2 separate regions of the Homo sapiens genome follow, and region 1 is linked to region 2. Evidence: read pairs that join two places in POLR2A ChIA-PET (ENCODE). Cell type or tissue: PC-3. All regions are shown on one strand. Links, peaks and the distances in the headings refer to the core of each region. The heading gives the core; the rest is flanking DNA.

Evidence for each region. ChIA-PET counts read pairs that join two places held together with the same protein. Peaks named below come from ENCODE experiments on the same cell type or tissue, not always from the same donor. Only the 100,000 strongest peaks of a DNase experiment are listed, where the experiment ranks them.
Region 1: POLR2A ChIA-PET joins it to region 2 with 6 read pairs; 2 of 35 experiments call an interaction of 5 or more read pairs at or near these places.

What each region holds. Positions count from the first base shown.
Region 1 is chr1:225,815,551-225,819,938 of GRCh38, forward strand. All of the region lies in intron 1 of EPHX1 (epoxide hydrolase 1), which reads left to right. Among named protein-coding and RNA genes, the nearest start is that of EPHX1, 7.6 kb to the left of the region's middle. RefSeq lists enhancers at 1,427-2,254, 2,255-3,081. In PC-3, for the core only: no CTCF peak of the experiment used is centred there; a DNase peak (open chromatin) is centred at 2,261; H3K27ac peaks cover 1,563 bases.
Region 2 is chr1:225,620,970-225,625,357 of GRCh38, forward strand. All of the region lies in intron 1 of ENAH (ENAH actin regulator), which reads right to left. Among named protein-coding and RNA genes, the nearest start is that of ENAH, 30 kb to the right of the region's middle. In PC-3, for the core only: no CTCF peak of the experiment used is centred there; no DNase peak of the experiment used is centred there.

The DNA of each region.
Region 1 (4,388 bases), core at 241-4,240, 190 kb after region 2:
TCGAGATGGAACATCTTAATTTCAGAGTTGCCTTCAGGACTGTTGATTGAACCCCATAAATATTTTTAGTCTTTTGGGACTTTTAAACTCCTTTTTGAAACCTAAGCATTGCCACAAACAAACTAACCTTCACCACGACCAAACAACCCAGAACTCGGACCCTGGTCCTCGGGCTGCCCTACAGGAAGCACCCCTAGTCCTCTTGCTGCTCTGCTAGATGAGACGGCAGGCTCAGGTTCCTCCATGAGGCCCGGCTTTCAGTGCTCTCCTGTTACACACTGCAAGGAAGCTTCCAGATCGTGGAGCACATTGTTGAGGAAAAGACACCTTGGGGAGAAGGGGGAGGTGCAGAGTGTGGTTAATGGTGGGAAGGAACTCCGGTAAGTGTGTTATATGATCTGCTCCTATTATCCCCTGGAATAGGAGCCTCTCTCCACTCAAGTAGAGAATGCCAAGGACTGGCCCGGCATGGTGGCTCATGCCTGTAATCCCGGCACTTTGGGAGGCCAAAGCAGGCGGATCGCTTAACAGGAGTTTGAGACCAGCCTGGCCAACATGGCGAAACCCCTTTCCTACTAAAAATACAAAAATCAGCCGGGCATGGTGGTGGCAGGTGCCTGTAATCCCAGCTACTCAGGAGGCTGAGGCATGAGAATTGCTTGAATCTGGGAGGTCGAGGCTGCAGTGAGCTGAGATTGCACCATTGCACTCCAGCCTGGGCAATAAAGCAAGGCTCTGTCTTTAAAATTAAAAGAAAAAACAAGTTATTCTAACTTTTTTTAATTTTAAAAGATTAAAAAAAGAGAATGTCAAGGACTGAAATTGCATAGAGGGCAATGCTTTTTCTTTATAGGTGGTGAACTGGGTTCTGCTTGAGTTTTTTCTCTGGTAATTTAGAACCAATGGAAGCAACTCAACAGCTCTAATTTTAATTGGCAGAATGTGAGATGGAATGGGACCTCAAATGAAACTCCAGGCCAAGAGCTCATGAGCCCTGCAGCATGTGGGGCATCTCTCGGTCTTCTTGAGTTCTGTAACTTAAAGTTTGTGTGGCCTTTAAAGAGTGTGGAAGTAGCCGTCCCCTCTCCGAAGGTGCACAGGATTTGGCCAGCCCACCCGCGTGGCCTTCCCCTTCCCCTCTCCAGACCCTCCACAGCAGATGGGGCCACGGAGGCCTGGAGAAGTGGAGTCACTGACCTGAGGCTACATGGCTGGCAGGCAGCAGGGCCAGGCAGCAAAGCAGGCAGTGAGGGCCTAACTGCCCGCGGGCTGGCTCGGGGCTCCCTCAACCACATTGGCATCCCAGTGCCAATCCCAAATTGTTTTCTTTCTATCTCTCCAGACATGTAGATAGCATGGAGGTGGAGGGAATTCCCTCCCACACAGAGGGCGATATGCCCCAGAACAGCACTCCTGCCCCCAAGAAGGCTGTCTCCTGACACTTTTTACTGCTCTTTTACTCTCCCCCAGCTTTTTTTTTCCTGCTTGTAAACTGCATTTTTCCTTTCCCTTGGTTTCTGGCTCTAAGCTGTTTTCCCAGGGCTTGGCTCCGGCGCTTGCACAGAGATAAACACGGCCATTGGCCTGGTGCACAATCCCAGCTTGCCTGCATCCGGCCTCTTCCATCCTGAGTCTCCAGGGGTCCCTGGGGTTCAGGGACAATGGCTGAGGGAGAAGCTGGGAGTTCCCCCCAGGGTTTGCCTCCGTCACTCTTGGGCCAGCCAAGGGAGTGGGGCTGGGAGCTTCAGGATGGCTTTTGGGAAGCCCCTGGGAGCCCCAAGGCTTGGGTAGCTGCTGACAGGGAGTTCACAGCAGGAACGCTCCCAGGCTCCCATCCTGCGTCCGCTTGGCAGGCAGGCCAGGAATGGGAGGGAAGCCATCCGTTTTTCCCTTTCCACTGGATGTTCCCTTCGCCTTCCCCAGGGAGGAGTGATGAGGCTGGGGTGCTGGGGAGGGCAGTATGGGGGCAGGCTTGGGACCAGGCCTGCAGAAGCAGCAGACCCTCCAAGCCCACCTACCTCTCTGGCCTGGCATCTGAGGGGCAGGTCATGCCATAGTTTTTCCCTTACCCTCTCTGCCCCCACACTTTCCTCCCCAAAGTGGCAGACTTCCCCCAGGAGAAGCACTGGCTTTTCACGCTGCTGTGAGTCTCAGTCACTATTAGAGAAACACAGTCAGAGCCAGGCCTGCCCAACTGTCGCAGGGCTGGGTCCACCTCATGGCCTTTGTTCTGGAAAAATACTTGGGCATTCTGCCCTGCAATGCACTTAGCCAAGGCCGGGCACATGGCAAGTGCTGAGTCATGGCCGGCTAGCACTTTACTGCGATTTTAGGAGCACTTTCTTGTGGTGAGGTTCTGACTGCTTGCTTGGGTTGGGGGAGGGGAGTCTTTGGGCAGGCGGTAGACCTGCCCTTTACTTTGTGTGGCCGGATCTGAGTCTGACCCCATCTTTTTAGACCCAAAACCCTGATATTTGTAGTGCGCCTAGGATACTGGTTCTCCAGTCTTCTTTGGGGTCAGGGGGCGTTATAGTGCCTCATGCCACCTACTCAGCCCTCTTCCTGCATCTTATGGTCTGTCTCTACCAACTAGGCTAAGTAGGTTATATTTATTATTCCTCAAGGGGAATTCAGCTCTTCTTGTTCAAAAGTTCTGATTAATTTTCTATGCTCTCATTCAAAGAATTTTTAAATTCATTCATTCATTCAACAAATAATTAAGCTTCTACTAGAATGCCAGGCACTGAGAGTCCAGATGGGAGCCAAAGCAGACATGGTCAGTGGCCTACAGGAGCTTCCGTCCAGCTGTCAGTCACATAATCACCCTGACAAATGTGAGCTCGACGAAGGCTAGGACTGAGAGATCTGCCTTGCTGGGATAGGTCAGGAGAGGCTACCCAGAGGAGGGACAGTCAGTCTGAAATCTGAAAGGTGGATAGAAGTTAGGGAGGTGGGAAGGGGAGGGAATAGCTTTTCGACAGAGGGATTCGCCTTCATAAAGCCCCACAGTAAGACAGCATGGTGAGCACAAAACTGAAAGATCGGGGGGCAGCGTGAGATCCCAGCCCTAAAACTCTCACTTAGCTTTCAAGTAAACTGTTTCTCCATAATATTGATACCAGTAGCACTCTGAGGGGCTAGGGGAGTGGTGAGATCACACAGGCCTTGAAGGCCACACTAACCCAAGGACAATGGGAAGCTCTTTAAGGGTTTCGCAGGGGATGGGATATACATGATCAGATTTGCATTTCCAAAAGATCACTCTGGCCTGGCTCATGCCTGTAATCCAGCTATTTGGGAGGCTAAAGCAGGAGGATCACTTGAGCCCAGGAGTTTGAGACCAGCCTGGGCAATATAGTGAGAACCTGTCTCCATTAAAAAAAAAAAAAAAAAAAAGGTTTGTATGGTGGCTCACGCCTGTAATCCCAGCACTTTGGGAGGCGGAGGCGGGCGGATCACGAGGTCAGGAGATTGAGACCATCCTGGCCAATATGGTGAAACCCCATCTCTGCTAAAAATACAAAAAATTAGCCGGGCGTAGTGGCGGGCGCCTGTAGTCCCAGCTACTTGGGAGGCTGAGGCAGGAGAATGGCGTGAACCCGGGAGGCGGAGCTTGCAGTGAGCCGAGATTGCGCCACTGCACTCCAGCCTGGGCGACAGAGCGAGACTCCGTCTCAAAAAAAAAAAAAAAAAAAAATACAAAAATTATCTGGGCATGGTGGCATGCGCCTGTAGTCCCCGCTACTCAGGAGACTGAGGCAGGAGACTTGCTTGAACCAGGGCGGAGGTTGCAGTGAGCCGAGATCGTGCCACTGCACTCCAGCCTGGGGACAGAGAGAGACTCCATCTAAAAAAAAAAAAAATGTTTTAAAAAGATTGCTGTGGCTTCAGAGTGGCCATTGTGTTGGAAGGGGTAGAGCAGATGTGAGTGGACCGGGCAGGGTAGTAGTCCAGGGGAGAGCCACAGGAACCTGGGCTGGGTTGGAGATGGATTTGAGATGTACTTTGGAAGTTCAGCTGCCAGAACTTACTGATATCTGTGGCGGAGTGAAGGAGAGGGGTTTCAAGGACGTTGCCTGGGTTTTTGGCTTGGCAGTAGCAGGGCGGGTAATGTCAGTTACTGAGGGAGGGAACACCAAGAGAAGACAAAGTTTAGGGGGACAGGATCACAGTGCGATTTCAGATGCACTGGAGAAAATTTTGACACAAGGTACTGTCTGGGCCCCAGGTGGCTCTGCTCTAATACATTTATAACTCTTTGTCCGCACTTAATCACTCTGTCATACTTAGCTGCCAGGGGGCCAAGAAATGTCAAGTGTTTGGCTGGTCTTCTCCAACTAAAATTAAAAATCCTTTGCTAAGGAAGAAGGAGAGAACATTGCTAGCAG
Region 2 (4,388 bases), core at 238-4,237:
ACTCCAGCCTGGGTAACAGAGCTAGACTCCATCAAAAAAAAAGAAAAAAAAGTGTGGAGATAGTCCTTTGTAGTCTTTGAAAGCCTCCTTCCTTATGGTGATATACTATCATTTGATAAAATGTGTCCCGAATTAAAACAAATCTCCTTGGGAAAATCTTCACCCATGTCCACTTGCCTAATCATCTTTTTAAGAGTGACAATGCTATCATCCTATTACCAAATTCCAGAACCTTGGTGTGACCTTTCACACCAACCATTCTCATTATACTTATCACCCTTCTGACTCAGTATGGCCATGGGAATTACTTCTTTAAATCTATCTCTCTTTTTTTTTTTTTTGAGACGCAGTCTCGCTCTGTCGCCCAGGCTGGAGTGCAGTGGCGGGATCTCGGCTCACTGCAAGCTCCGCCTCCCGGGTTCACGCCATTCTCCTGCCTCAGCCTCCCAAGTAGCTGGGACTACAGGCGCCCGCCACTACGCCCGGCTAATTTTTTGTATTTTTAGTAGAGACGGGGTTTCACCGTTTTAGCCGGGATGGTCTCGATCTCCTGACCTCGTGATCCGCCCGCCTCGGCCTCCCAAAGTGCTGGGATTACAGGCGTGAGCCACCGCGCCCGGCCTAAATCTATCTCTTAATCAACCACTAAGATTATTTTACATATACACCATAATGGCCCAGTCACTCAATCTCCCAAATTCTTCATTGGCTTTTGTTAACCGCACACATCAAATACAAACATTTCCCACCTGCTACATGGACCTCTAACTGAATAAATCCCAAGCAGTCACTCCTAAATTTACCATTTACCTCAGCACACAGCTTCAGTTTCACCTAATCAGAAATTAGTTACTCTCTGTGACATACCTATCCTCCTTCTCAAAGCTCTACTCAGTCCTTGGAGACAGAAGTATTTGCCTTGGAAGAGGGGAGACCACTGAGAACTCCCTGTGCTCTCTTTGATTCTCTCATAGCCTCCCTCTTCGTATCTCTCACTTCAAAAGAAGCTGAAAATGTTTCTACTTCTAACATGAAACAATCTATGTACTATCATCTTAGATGTGTAAAGAACATGTTTTTAACATGCCATTGCTCAACTCTTTAAAAAGTCATACTATTATTAAGACCATGTAACAACATGGAAAAGTGTCCATGGTTATGTTCATTGAAAAAGAACACTGAAGGTTATTATACATATTGAGTGTTAGGCTTATGGGGTGATGTCCCTTCAAATTTGTGTTCATATGTTTATATATTAGGAGTGATGGATATGTTTGCTATCTTGATTGTACACCTTAAATATGTGACATTTATTGTATGTCCTCAATAAAGGTGTTGGCCAGGCACTGTGACTCAAGCTTATAATCCAGCACTTTGGGAGGCTGAGGCAGGAGGATCCTTTGAGCGCAGGAGTTAGAGACCAGACTGGGCAATATGGCAAGACCCCATCTCTATTTTTTTAAAGCTGTTAAAATGTTATATATTGTATTAAATATTTGATAAGCTATGTGTCTTAGTTGTTCCTGCTGCTACAACAAAATACCTTAGACTGAGTAATTTATAAACATGAGTGTACTGCTCACAGCTCTGGAGGCTGGGGAAGTCCAAGATCAAATTGCCAACAGATATGGTGTTTGGTGAGGGCATGCTGTTCATGGATGGCACCTTCTATTTGTCCTCATATGGCAGAAGGGCAAAAGGAGCAAGCTCCCCTGACCTAACCACCTCTCAAAGCCCCTACCCTCTTAATACCATCACCTTGGGGGTAGGTTTCAACCTAAGAATCTTGGGAGCATACACATATTCAGACCATAGCACTATGGCAGAATGACATAACCACAAGCCTTAAGCATGTAAGGGCAGCTTATAAGAGCTAGGGGATAGGGGATCACAGAGAGTAATTTGCACCAGGAAGTAACTCGAAGGATGGATTTCAAAAGGAAAAAACTAGAAGCAGTGAGGGGCACAGGGATAAGACATAAAGAGAAATCCTCCACTCCAGCACCCCCACCATGGCCCAGTTTACAGAACCTTCTCAACTTGAAACAGAAAAACTTGCAAGTTAAGGCTTTAAAAGTAGGGGAACTTTTTATTACAGAAAAGGTTCTGGATTATGCTAAAATGCAAAAGAAAGGCAGATAGAATTTTTCAAGACACTAGAGTTCTTACTACGGATTTAAGAGATCTCTGAAAAAACAGGCTTAGAGAAAAATAAAACAAAGGTGGTTTTAATTTTGTCTATAATTAGCAAAGTAAATTCATTCCCTTGTTTTTCTAAATTATATTTCCCAATTTTTCTGTTTGGCTTAATATTGGTAAAAATGCTTCCTCTAAGGCTGTTAGATTACAGGCTATCTCATTTATGTTGTTGAGCTCACCAGTACTAACCTGGTGACTGAGAAAAGAAAAAAAGAAATTAAGTCTTTATCAGCAAAGACTCATAATTTCACTTGTATATTCAAAAATATGATAATACTTCCATTAACAAATTTTTCTTTTTTTTAGATTCAGGGGTATGCAGGTTTGTTACACAGGTACACTGCATGATGCTGAGGTTTGGGCTTCCTGCCCCCCAAGTTGTGAACATAGTACCCGACAAGTAGTGTTTTTTTGTTGGGTTTTTTTTTTTTTTTTGAGACGGAGTCTTGCTCTGTCGCCCAGGCTGGAGTGCAGTGGTGCAATCTCGGCTCACTGCAAGCTCCGCCTCCTGGGTTCACACCATTCTCCTGCCTCAGCCTCCTGAGTAGCTGGGATTACAGGCGCCTGCCACCACGCCCGGCTAATTTTTTTCTTGTATTTTTAGTAGAGATGTGGTTTCACTGTGTTAGCCAGGATGGTCTCGCTCTCCTGACCTTGTGATCCACCTACATCGGCCTCCCAAAGTGCTGGGATTACAGGCGTAAGCCACCGGGCCCAGTCAGTACCCGATAAGTAGTTTTTCACTCTTGACTTCCTCCCCTGCTTTTGGAATCCCCAGTGTTTATTGTTCCCATCTTTGTGTCTGTGTGTAACCAATGTTTAGCTCCTACTTATAAGTGAGAACATGCGGTTATTTGGTTTTTTGTTTCTATATTAATTTGCTTAGGCTAACGGCCTCCAGCTGCAAAGAACATGATTTTGTTCTTTTTTATGGCTGCAACAAATCTCTTGAAAAACATAAAAACTTTAAATACTAAAAGCTTCATAGGTTGGGTACAGTGGCTGATGTCTATAATTCCAGCACTTTGGGAGGCCAAGGCAGGAGAATTGCTTAAGGCCAGGAGTTCAAGACCAGCCTGGGCAACACAGCAAGACCCTGTCTTTAGAAAAAAAAAATTTAAGATTAGCTGGTAGAGGAAGAAAAGGACAAAGAAATATTTTAAAAATAAATATGGCCAGGCATGGTGCCTCACACCTGTAATCCCAGCATTTTGGGAGGCTGAGGCAGACAGATCACTTGAGGTCAGAAGTTTGAGACCAGCCTGGCCAACATGGTGAAACCGCGTCTATACTAAAACTATAAGAATTAGCTGGGTGGGGTGGTAGGCGCCTGTAATACCAGCTACTTGGGAGGCTGAGGAAGGAGAATCGCTTGAACCTGGGAGGCAGAAGTTGCAGTGAGCTGAGATTGCACCACTGCATTCCAACCTGGGCGACAGAGTAAGACCCTGCCACTAAATCAATCAACAAATAAATAAATAAATAAATAAATATTTTAAAAATAAATAAAAATTCCCCAGGTGTGGTGGTGCAGGTCTGTAATCTTAGCTACAACCTGTCCTAGACAATGAAAGGATGCTGTGATCTCAACACTGGACTCTATCCACCGGGGATGAAGAAGCCCAGATTAAGGTCCCCTAAAAGGAAAATGCCCCAGGATTCTGCTTTTGTTATCTGTCACAGGGTTGATTCTTCCCAGGTCACAATCTTACATGGTTTCTACATCACTGCATCACCAAATAAGTGGGAAAGCTAAGGACTATGTGCTCACCTAACCTGGTGGGATGTGAAACAGCTGACCCCTTAATGTGACAGATAGAGCTCATGGTGGAGAACTGTGGTCAACAATGGGGATGTCAGATGTTCGGAATTCCAGTGTCCCTATTCTCACACATAACCTGTTCCTGAAAAGCATGTGAAAGCAGAAGAGCTGAGCGATAGACTTAATTTCAAAATGGGTTTTCATTCCAAGAGTCAAAAGATATGAAAAATCCTTAGGCTATGAATGTTTAGTTTTAAAAGCTAGGGTATAAGCAATCATTTAAAACAAGATAAAGTAAATATGAAATGCAGATAAAGTTAATTTTCTTAAATTCTTAGCTCAAATTCTAGTCTTCTTGGCACACCTAAAGCAATATTTAGCAGACAAAAATAATTTTTAAAAAACTGCTCAGAGACTTTGCAAGAAA